Linked DNA regions of Homo sapiens: region 1 is linked to region 2. A link is a loop called in an ENCODE intact Hi-C map of the cell type or tissue named here. Cell type or tissue: Calu3. All regions are shown on one strand. Links, peaks and the distances in the headings refer to the core of each region. The heading gives the core; the rest is flanking DNA.

Region 1 (5,605 bases), core at 1-5,000, 530 kb before region 2:
TTGACAACACAACCACCTGCCACTGTCTTCCCTATTTCCTCCACACCATCCTGATCCCTGCCTCAAGCCACTTTATCCCTGTTGCTCAAGACCCAGTATGCTAGAATCCAATGTTTTTTTGGCAGCTAACACTGTGAAAAAAGATTTAGCTATGTTCACCCGGATTGTGGAACAGGGAGAGGCTGGGGTATCAATTAGGGAATTGGCTCAATTTTAGAAAGGATAAAAGGAGTGGCAGCACTGCTTTCTACCACCACAGTTACAAATGTGTATTTTTCCAGTTTTTGGTCAAGCAACCATGGAAGAGAGAGGCAAATTAGCTTTGATTTTTTTTTAATTGTTAAAGAAATTCTTCAACTGTAAGAATTTGCATGTACCTGCTGATATAGTTTGGATATGTGTCCTCACCCAAATCTCATGTTGAATTGTAATCCCCAGTATTGGAGGTAGGGCCTGGTGGGAGGTAATTGGATCATGGGGGTGGATTTCTCATGAATGGTTTAGCACCTTCCCCTTGGTGCCGTCCCTGTGATAGTGACTTCTTGCTAGATCTGGCAGTTTAGAAGTGTGGTACCTCTCTCTCTCTCTGGCTCCTGCCTTTGCTGTGTGATATGCCTATTCCCACTTCGTCTTCTGCCATGACTGTAAGCTTCCTAGAGGCCTCCCCAGAAGCAGATGCCAGTGTGATTCTTCCTGTACAGCCTGCAGAATCATGAGCCTACTAAACCTCTTTTCTTGTAAATTACCCATTCTCAGGTACTTCTTTATAGCCATGCAAGAATGTCCTAATACACCTGCCAAAAGGTTTCACTCAGAGAATCAAAACGCTGCCATCTGAACTCAGAATGCACAACAACCCATGTCGAGGACAGAAATCGTTGTATAACAATCACCTAGATTATGGGTCAGACAGGTGGGGCCGAGAGATGACAGCAGTGGAAGTGGCCCCTCATCACCCTGTGGTTGCAGGGTTACACACAAATGTAATTAAGGGCCTGGCTGGTGTGCTTCTGGTCTCAAGGTTAATTAACCACAGGAAAATGACACCTTCAGGTGTCCCTTTTCAAAACAGCTCTCACAGGAAGAAACATGACTTTAAACTGACAGCACTGACATTGCCAGAGAGTGTCGTTGAAATCAGCAGAGGTGAAAACAAAGACTGACATAGGTTACTGCACTGCTGACAGGGTGGAAAAAGGACACATCCTTCCTTCCTTTGGTAGAAATAACACTTAAACTGAGAAAAACTCACCCATGATGCCCCACTGTTGAGTGGGAGCATCACCCATGATTAACTGCACATGGAAAGCTCTATCCTCCATCCTGCTCCCTCCACTCGATCCCCCTCAAGGCTGGCATTACTGAGCCCCACGTGCTGACCCCAACACAGCCACTCCACACTCCCAGGACTCTCCGACTCATTTCAGACAGAGTCAGCATAATGGGGTGACTAAAACCCCTAACTCCCAGTAGATACCGAGACCTAACTTCAAGCTCCTTTCCTTCCTGAAGGTTTATTTTTTTCCCATTTAAGACCTTTCTTAAATTTTGCATCTTTTCTGTATTCCAATTATCAAGCTATATCCAGATGGATCTTGCATGTCCATATGACCTGGAAGAGGCACATTTAGTGAGAAAGAAAGAAGCTTTCTGGTTCTCAACACTGAAAATCCTTCAGTTTTTTGGCAGGTGTACTTGCCTGCCTGTGCAACTGAGCCTGTACTACCTGCTAAGGTGTGCAGTGAGGGGGGCAGAAAGAGGACTTTTTCTAGGGTGACTGGCACCCAAGCAGCCAGCACAGGACCCCTCTCAGGTTTCTCTGAGCACTGAGTACAGTGTGTTTGTGCTCTGCTCCCTCTCCAACCAAATCCCCTCTGCTATCAATTTGTAAACAACTCAGCTCTGCCTGCATAATATGTGAGCAGGCAATGCCAGCGCCACACTGTGCCCTTCCCTGTTCCCGGCCAAGTGCACCTGCTGCCCAGGGCTCTGGCTGCTGCTGCTGCTACTGCAGTTATTATGCTCTGCCATCGCCGGCCCTGCAGCTCGCTGGGCTGGCGGCACATCTTCAGCATGGGGAGGAATGTTTATTAGTTTTAATTGGTGGACACGGCTGGACAGTGACATTTGGGGAGTATTGCATGTCATTCATCCTGCACCAGGTGCCGGCTGCGATGGCAGATGTAGGTGGGTCAACTTAGAATACAACCTACGGATTATTGCCTTTCCAGAAGAAGGCAGCTGCTGTGCCTCTCCCCTACCTATGGGAGCACACACTTTTTCCTTTCTTTTTATACCTCTTGTGCTTTCCTAAGTGGAGAGGTTTTATTTATTCTGAAATACAATGGTTGGTCTGATTAAAAAAAAAAATCCCCTCTCCACAACTCATAAAATATACTCTATAAATGCAAGTACCTTTCTTTGTGCTTGACCAAAGAATCGCCCTGACTTTACTGTTAATATTCCATATGTTGCAAAAACTCATATATTCTGGGTGACGGCCTGGATATCAACTTAGCAAATATTTCTATATACAAATACAATGTTTTGCTTTCAAATTCTACTCCTACTTAACTCTGTATCTAACCTCTCACTGTTAAGAATCCTCAAGCTGTATGCTTTTCAATCTAACAAATTTAGCATTTCCATGTTTAGCTGCTCTTTGACTTTATGTTGCTTTATTGCTCCTCTTCCTACAAGGTTCAGGCAACGATGCCCATAGCAGAGTCAGGTGGAAACATTAGAAATCCTTCCAAGCAGCAATGGATATGTGAGTTGCCAGCTGTCTCCCTTGGACGCACTAGTCCTGGACAATGGCACAGAAACACACATACAAAGCCTAACCTCAGGAAACGGTCATTTTTTTCAGGATTCCTTCCTCTACTTCAGCCCATCAGCAAAGCATTGGTTTCACCAGACCATCGGAAGCCGAGAACTTGGCTTAAAGTTGTTGCTTTATGCTTTAATGATGGTGGTGTGTCTCATATATAGCTTCTGCTTGTTTATACATTTATATCAGCCTCAGCTGCTGCGGGAATGAGCTGAGTGCTTAGTGGAAGTTTCGAAAGCGCAGCACCAGAAACTAAAACTCTTCTGCCACCTAGCGGTAAAGTAAAAGCTGCAATCATTGGAAAATGTTAAAACGTCTGTAGGACTTGGGATATCAACTTGTTAAACTTTGGCTTCACATTAAAAGGACACAATATAAACATATACCCCATGTCCTCAAAAATAGTAATTAAAAGTGACCTAAAAGTAATGTTTTAATGAAGCCAGACCTCTAAACAGTAAACTACTAAAGACAATGTCCTGTGCTGATAAATAATTGCAGCGCTCTGAATTGCTGATTTACAAAACAAAGTGACCCAAGAAAATAAAATCGCTATATTCAATTTCATTTCCAGATTATCACAGTTTATTTTTCTTCTTTAACCATCGGTTTTTAGCTGTACACTATTCAAAAGTGGAGGGCGAGCTTGGAGTGTGTTTGTGAGTGAAATGAAGGTTATTTGCTTTGAAAAACCTACAGCTCATGTTATAGCGTAGAGTATGCACAGCCACAGAAGGTGGCGCTTGCCCTGAAACATGAGGAAAGAGGGAAAGAAAGTTCAGGATCTGTGAAACTCACACGTAACAGTAGAATTACTGAATCCTGTCTTTATTTGATTTTAAATGATGACACAAAATAAATACTGTAAAATAAAGCAACAAATTATTAAAACACTTCCAAATTGCTGCTGAATGGGTCGATGCCATTGTTTTGACACAAGTAAATGTGAGGTCTAACGAAATCGCTCTATACATGATGGGAAGTTGATGTGTCTTCACAAAACAACAGGGTTTGAGGAAAGATGAGTACCTGGAAGCATCTTAGGAAAACACTCTGAGTAGCAGATGGCATGGTTTCTTATGGATGCTTAGCATTCAACGGAGAGAGAGATTTAGATAATGCTAACAGTGTAGAAATTGCAGAATCAAGTATCTTCCCTCTAAAAACGTAAAATAAGAAAACAAAACCTATGCATAATTTAAGGATGCCCCAGGACAGTTTTAAATTATGCAATCCACATATCCATGCTTAATGTATTCCTTGCGTACTTCATGACACTGATCACCACCCCCTCCAACACACACACACACGCACACACATACACACACTTTATTTCTGAAAAGAGTTAAAGAAGCAAGTCTGTATCTACTATGTAACATTCATTTCTAAAGCAAATATACCGGTGAGCAGGGAGGCACGAAGGCATTTGCTAACTAAATGCTTCTTTTATCAACTCAGTGGTCTTCTCTGTTCTGAAAGCTTCTCAAACGTGTATAATGGCATTAAAAGCACTTTCAATAAAGTTCATTACCTTAGTGGTCCTTCCCATCTTCATGTGAAATTAACTGTATCTCCTATATGTACATCTACTTAAAGGAGTAATTTAATGGCAATAACATCTATATCTAAGAGGGTTATGTTTCCCTTGGACCCGCTTCACTCTTAGAAACCTCTTTATGCTGTTTAGAATAAAAACCAGAAATGCTGTTTTCCTTCTGTTTTAGGCAAATAATGAAGAAAGTAACAAAAGAGGAAAATCAAATGATTTTAAAAGCCATAATCCTAGAAAATAGTAATGCCATAATACTTTAAAATGAATACTCAATGGAGGAGGAAGATAAATAGAATACAGTTATGCTTGATTCTCATTAAATATTCTCTAAAACATTTATTTAATCTTTCATCTTATGCTGTCTTCTCATCTTCTCATTTTTGCCCCTCTAAACACACATACACACAGAGAATCTTGGCCCATCTCTTTATTTTGACAAATCAGTGTTGCCTCCCTATTTTCACACACTTTTTCCAGGTTTGTATTCTTACCCCATGGTAGAAGGGGCTGTATCATAAACATTAATTACCCTTCCTTTAATGAGCAGAGCCTGGATTTTTTTTTTAACACTTGAATCAGGAAAGACTGACCTTCTGCTCAGCTCCACTACTAAATTTCATTTTGCCTAATTATTATATTATATTAAGGGGTGGGTATATGGCCCAGGTCATCTCAGTATAATAGGAGGTATGCAGAAGAAGGGGGTTGGTGGGGGACAGTCAGGACTCTGGATTCCTAAGACTAAACACCAGGAATAGAACAACTTCTTTATTGTTTTCATAGATTTAGGGGGTAAAAGTGCAGTTTTGTCACATAGATATATTGTATAGTAGTGAAGTCTGAGCTTTTAGTGTACCCATTACCCAAACAGTGAACATTGTACCCAATAGGTAATTTTTCAACCCTCATTTCCCTCCCACCCTCCTATGTTTTGGAGTCTCAAATGTCCATTTTTTCACTATATGTCCATGTGTACCCATTTAGATATATCTTTTGAAGTTGTCCCAGTGATCTTAGATCTCTGAAGGAAAGCAGTCTTTAGGATAACTGTAGAAGATGCAGGGACTTTGAGTCTGTGATGAGATTGAACCCTGGAGATAAGCTATCCCAGAGCCTCTGACCTTCAAATAAAAGTGAACCAGGATTTTAGTATTCTTCGTCCAAATGGGTCTAACTTATTCCTTTGCCCAAAGACATGCAGCTGAGGAGACTAAAGATAAATC
Region 2 (6,376 bases), core at 519-5,518:
GGCCAAAGCAAATCATCTAATGTCAAGAGAGCAGCAAAAGGGGGCAGGAAGGAAAAAGAACCAGAAATATGCAGTGAATTGCACTAATGATATCAATGCCCCCTTCCTCCTTCCTCATGGTTAATTATAAACTTATGTTTATAAGTAAGTAAACATGTTTAAATGTTTAAATGTAAGTAATTAGTGCTCCCTTACATTGGGCATACCAAATAGTTCTTGTCAACTTATTCTCACAGATTTACTTGAACCACAAGCTGCCTCTGTTGAGACAGCAAGTATTACTGTGCCCCTTTGATTAACAAGGAAAATGAAGAGAAAAGAGATGGAAGAATCCTTGCCAGTATCATTCAGAAGTGGAATAGAAGGAAACTCCTTGGCCTCTACCTGTTGATTTACCCATTTCAATCCTATCTCACCACTACCTAGAAGAAGTAAACAGAACCAAATAAAGCAAATTCCTGCAGAAACCAGAGATGCCTGTTTTTCCTGGGTCCCAGCAATGACGAAGGTAACTAGAGCAAGCCATCCTGTTCTCTTCCTTTGTGCTAGGCAAATATTAAATCCCTGGGTCTGAACCATGCTAATGAGATGAAGTTCTACAGTGCCACTGGGAAAGTTCTGAGTCCTCCAGGAATGAATGCGGTTAGAAAAGTTGATTCTTTGTAGGTTCACAACTCTGAAAGTAATTCACTGGAGTTTTCCTGTCTGCTTATAATTGCAAAGTCTGAAATGGAAGCATTTGCAAGGATAACTAAACCACACCAATATGATTCCCTAAAGGTAGCACTTTGCTAGTGAATGTTATAGGCTAACTAAGCTAGCTGATTGGAGGACTGAAATATCTTCCAGACAATTCAAGAAAACTCAAAGAACATCAATTTCAATGGCTTGGTTGTATGATGGGGCTTATAGGCCCAGTGCAGATAATGGACTTCATGCTTCACAAGTTAGTGACTACCAAAGCATTTTCTGAGCCTTTTTTTCACTTCTTTGATCACAGATCCTCTTTGTGGGAAAGCAAGTCCAAATACCATAAAGGAAGGATATGCAGTAACATAATATAAAATATCTTATATTGTAGAATGGGCCACTTTCTTTCAAGCACCAGGGTTTGTTCTCATCATCCTAACAATTATTACTCCAAACTATTAAAATCCTGCTGCAGTAATGATTAGCTTTAAATAACAAAAAAAAAAAAGTACAAGTAACCCAAAAGTCTATGTGGTTTGGTAGGCACATAGACTTTCAAATATGTGAGTGGGCATGTGAAATGTTAGAAAAGGAAATAGATACATGGTTTTCCCAGGAACAAATGAAGCTGTGGAAAATGCCACAATCTCCTCTCCTTTTTGCTTTTTGCATAGATTTCAGATTCTAAATCCAAATAAAATCTAGCAATGTTTCCTAAATAAAACAGAAATCAGAAGCTTAGCCTAGACTTAAACACTGACTGAGGTTTCCATATACTGACTGACCCTGAACTCAGTGTGTGACTCAAATTTTTAAAAAAGAAAAAGAAGGAAAAATGTACTCAGCCGGTGGCCTGCACTCTGAAATCTCATGGGTGACTTGGAGCAGTCTTCATTTCCTGCTTTCTTCTGAGGGTGATTTAGCCTTAGCTATTTCTGAAGGCTTGGGAACAGAGATAAAGATTATCTCTCTTCCTGCCCATTTCTCCATCAGTTCTGAGCTATATATCTGGGGTCCAAGACATATATGTCCTCGTCCTGGATATTGAATTCTGTGCTCACCTTGTATATCACTCACTTGCTGCATTTCCTTACCATCGTTTCTTTCTTTCTTCCTTCCTTTCCTTCTCCCCCACCCCACTCCTTTTGAGAGAGGCTGCCAGGCCATTTTAGAGCATAAAGATGAAAATGAATCTAACTTCAGTATGTAGGCCACTCTCTTTGGAATATTTAAATGAGATAAATGATCCTGGTCTGAGCACCAGTTCCCTGAAATATTGCAGTGCCAAGAGCCATGTAGAGCTGTCACTCTGAAGAATGACTTCCAAGCCACCATCCTGCTGTCCTGCAGTCCTTCCACCCCCAGCACCCTCACACCAATGTGTATTTCCTGCAGGAGGTGGGAAGGCAAGCCCATTCATACTGCTTGGGGCCAAAATCAACTAAGAAACAGGTATTCCCTTAGAACAAGCTAGCACACACTTACCCACACAAACCCAAGGTTTGAAGTGAGGAACTGAAACTGCAGTAGTGTCTTCCACAAAATGGATGCGGATTTGTATTCATTGCAAATGTCTCCAATAGCCAGCAAAGCTGTGAGGATGCATGATCCCTCTAAATTGGACTATTGTATTCAAGCTGTCATTTTTCATTTTTAAAATCCAGGTCCCTTAAGTAATCAGTAACCTTGTAAAAAAACTGAACACTGAAGCACAGGTCTGCTGAAAGTCCTCTGAGAAACTAGAAAACTTGGTGAAAATATATAAACATCAGTGCCCACACTGCACCCCTCCGCCTCCTCCAGTGTTCCTCATCCTTTCCTTCTGTCTTCACTTTGAATGTTTCACAAAGTTGAGACAGGTTTAGGTTATCACTCAAATGCTGTGACTCGAACTCGGGGAAATTGTTCCTGTAATGGAGTTCTCAATTTATTGGTCAATTTCACCTTGATTTTGTGTCACTGTTAGCTTTGCTAGCCCTTCAGCTTGTATTACATGCTCGAAAAATGTGAAACATTTTCAAATATTTTAAATATCACAGATAATTTTATTCAGCTCATAATCTCCTTCTGGAAAGATAAATAAAAATAATTAAAAAAAAAAAAGGAGATTCTTCGCCTCTGTACTTGACTTTTCATAAATAGCTAAAATCTGCCACCTTCTGGATTTTCCAGGATAGCTACCACATAAAGTAGCCTCCTATTCTTTATCACTTGCCCAGATAGTCTTTAACTATGCAGTGACACTGCCATCTAGTGGGCATTTTCTAGACTATTAATTCAGCAGAAATGTATAAAAGAACGTGGTTTTTTTGAGGAAGCAAATATTCATTTAGATCAATGTACTCGAATTACAATGACCAAAAGAAAACAAACTTTATAAAGTTTATTGAGAGTTGAATCTAAAAGTCAGAATTTATAAAATACATTTTCAGCATGGAAATAAGAAGATATTTATGGTCAAATTAATACAGCCTCATGAAAAATGCATTTTTACTTCAAATGACAATAAAGAATACCCTCATTAGAACCATGGTAACTTCATTCTCCACCTAAAAAAGATGGAGAAATTGAGCTATTTTTCAGTGTTTTTACTTTGTCAGAGAAATAGATTAAATCATATGAGTGGTTTAAACTCAGTTCTTATGTTGCAATGAAAATAAGATCAATACTTTTTTTTAAAACAATTTCTAGGCACTGCACTTTAGACCCATTCTTGAATTTCTTCCGTGCCTTTAGGAGAAACCATTTCAAAGAGCATCAGAGGCCAGCAATGTCTGACTTACTGGTCATTACCCAGTTTCATCCCCAGGAATCAGGTCACAGTGAGAGCAGAATGTAGGATCAGATGGGACCCCTATTTGTGATGTTTCAAGGATGTAATTTCATTGCTTTCTCCTCTCATATGTTTTGAAATCTCCTGGGAGTCCTCCTTTGGTAAGATGAAAAGGTTTCAGGGGATCTTTGCCCCCCATGTCAGAAACTGTGACTGCAGCTGTGCACTCTGGTTTGGTGAGTTGTCAGGAATTTAACAAACTATCTCGGCTGCTGTAAATCTACTTTGCGCTTGAAACACAGTAAAGCATTTACTGTATATTCACAATCTGGCACCAAATTTAGTTTCAGAAAATCAAAATCAATTTAAAGTTTTTACTGACAGAGAGAAATAAGCACACCATCCTCATCCTTCTTCATGTCTTCTTTCCCATATATGGGAGGGCATCTGCCTGGCCTCGTCTTTTCACATGCTGCAGCCCTAAACAATTCCCTGGAGCCTTTGTTCTTCATGGTGGTCACATGATGCCAGCCTGGGAGCACTGACTGGCTCAACTCTGTGGAAGTACAGGTAGCCTCAGGTCACTTGTCAACCCCATCAACATGGTCACAGAGAAACCTTCACCCTGGTGCCATCTCATCTCTCCTTCTTTAGCTGTTAGTTGGTTTGCTGTTTGTGGAGAAGGGGTTAGGGTTAAACACATAAAATAAGTTGAGTTGACCACCCAGGAAAAGAAACACTGCATTGAAGCCAGCCCCAAACCTCACAGTATTTTAAAATTTGGAAACACAAGCAGCAGAAGCTTGATCTGGCTGAACTCCCAAGCCATTTGGGAATCAGAGGTAAGGATTTCAGTAATGCTTCTGCTCAGGGTATTATTAGCAACACCATCTCTAGGCAGATATTGATCACAGAGGAACTACTACATGTTTTAATTCCTCTCTCCTTTCTCTCCCCCAACTGCAGGTGACCTGCCCGCATAGCCCATTTTCAGGTCTGCTTTGACGGGGGATGAAAACACACGCAGATTGGGGTGAGGGGCTGAGAAGGGGATGCTGTGGCTAGACAAGCAGCTCCAGGGCTTTGGTGACATTTTGACTGCACATAGATGAGACTTAGATTTTGAGTTTCTGCCTGTTAGTGCCCTCCATGAGATGACCCTAGCTTTGTGATCTCTGGGGCCGTAAGCATTGTCCTCACAAAACTCCGTATCTCATCACCAGCCCCCTTCAAAGGGAAAAATAAAGTAGAGGTCAGGAAGATTATTTGCACTGGCTAACCGTGGGTGCTACTCTAGCTCTCAGCTGTTGGGTAACTTAGGTATTGTAACATGTTAGGGACCCAAGATGGAGGCATGAGTAGGTTCTTTGGACAAGGTATCACAACAGCAGCTACCCACAGTGGGCTAGGCTGGTGGCAAGAAGAGTTGGGGGGTCAGAAGATGCTTTTCCTGGAGATTAGGCCTCAGAGTGAGGGTTGTCCATTTCTAATTTATTACAAAAGTATATCCCGATAATTCTTCTATGCCAAACAGTGCTAAACACCAAGGATTCAAAATGTCTCCTGGATTCAAAGGGCTCTCAGGCTAGAAGGAGAATCAACACTTTTATAACTAACTGTACAACAAATTGGCAAGTGGAAAGAACAAAGAAGTATGGGAGTGAAAAGGATGGAGTAACTAACTTTTCTGGAAAGAGTCAGAGAAAATATCACAGAGAAGGTGTCATCAATAAGGCCTTGAATTTTAAAAAGGGAGGGATGGAGGTGCTAACAACTCAGGAAAAGTACATGTGCAAAGGCAGAGAGGCCAGGGCACTCATGCAGGTCTGGAGAGCTGAGGCAGAAGAAGCCTGAGTTGATGTGATGGGTGAGGCCTGCAGAAACCAGTGGTCCCTCTCAGCTAGAAACTAAATATCTTACAAAAAAGTGTGGCAATAGGGAGCTGGCAGAATTCTTCAAGCAGGAAAGTATATTTGAGATTAACTTTGGCAGTAGTAATGAGAAAGGCTTGGAGTGTGTATTAGTCCATTTTCACGCTGCTGATGAAGACATGCCAGAGACTGGGCAATTTACAAAAGAAAGAAGTTTAATGGACTTACAGTTCCACATGGCTGAGGAAGCCTCATAATCATGGCGGAAGGCAAGGAGGAGCATGTCACGTCTTACATGGATGGCAGCAGGCAAAGAGAGAGAGCATATGCAGGGAAACTCCAATTTTTAAAACCATCAGATCTCGTGAGACTTATTCACTATCACGAGAACAGCACAGGAAAGATCCACTGCCATGATTCAATTATCTCCCACTAGTCCCACCCACAATGCACAGTAATTATGGGAGCTACAAGATGAGATTTGGGTGGGGACAGAGAGCCAAACCATATCAGAGTGACAAGCTGGGGGCCAGTAGACCAGTAAGAGGCTATTCCAATGGTCCAGGTGAGAAATGATAAGATCTTTAACCTTAGACAAAGAATTAGAAATAGTGAATAAAAGAGAGTTTTAGGAGCAAAGTCCAAAGCAAAATCGAAAAAATCTTATTGGAGATGAAAGTTAAGGGCAAGATGGTTAACTTACATAAAACTAGGGGGTGATGGTGCCATACCTTCAGAGAGAGAGAACAGTTTTGGGTTCACGTAATAATGAATTTGGGTTCAGAGGTGCTGCACTGATGGAGCTTTGGGGATGTCTGGCAGGCAACTGCAATTACAACTCTGAAGATCCTGTGAGAGGCTTATAGCACAGATTTGATCCCATAAAAGCCTGAGCTCCATAACTGTTTTGTTCACCAGCACATCCCAAGCCTAGAACAGTGCTGGGCACCTATTAGAAGCTCAATGAGTATCTGTTGAACAAATGAATGAATCTGATGATCATAAGCCTGTGGGAGACAGCAGAACGTACTGGAGGTGGGTA

The links. Hi-C counts contacts between places; a loop is a spot of excess contacts. Peaks named below come from ENCODE experiments on the same cell type or tissue, not always from the same donor. Only the 100,000 strongest peaks of a DNase experiment are listed, where the experiment ranks them.
Region 1: a loop joins it to region 2, with 7 times the contacts of the local background. A loop is called at or near these places in 18 of 110 quality-filtered maps.

The regions. Positions count from the first base shown.
Region 1 is chr13:53,780,084-53,785,688 of GRCh38, reverse strand. No RefSeq gene overlaps it. Among named protein-coding and RNA genes, the nearest start is that of LINC00558, 33 kb to the left of the region's middle. RefSeq lists a silencer at 2,861-3,155. In Calu3, for the core only: a CTCF peak has its summit at 3,109 (motif pointing left); a DNase peak (open chromatin) is centred at 3,068.
Region 2 is chr13:53,247,013-53,253,388 of GRCh38, reverse strand. No RefSeq gene overlaps it. Among named protein-coding and RNA genes, the nearest start is that of LINC01065, 98 kb to the right of the region's middle. In Calu3, for the core only: no CTCF peak of the experiment used is centred there; a DNase peak (open chromatin) is centred at 2,908.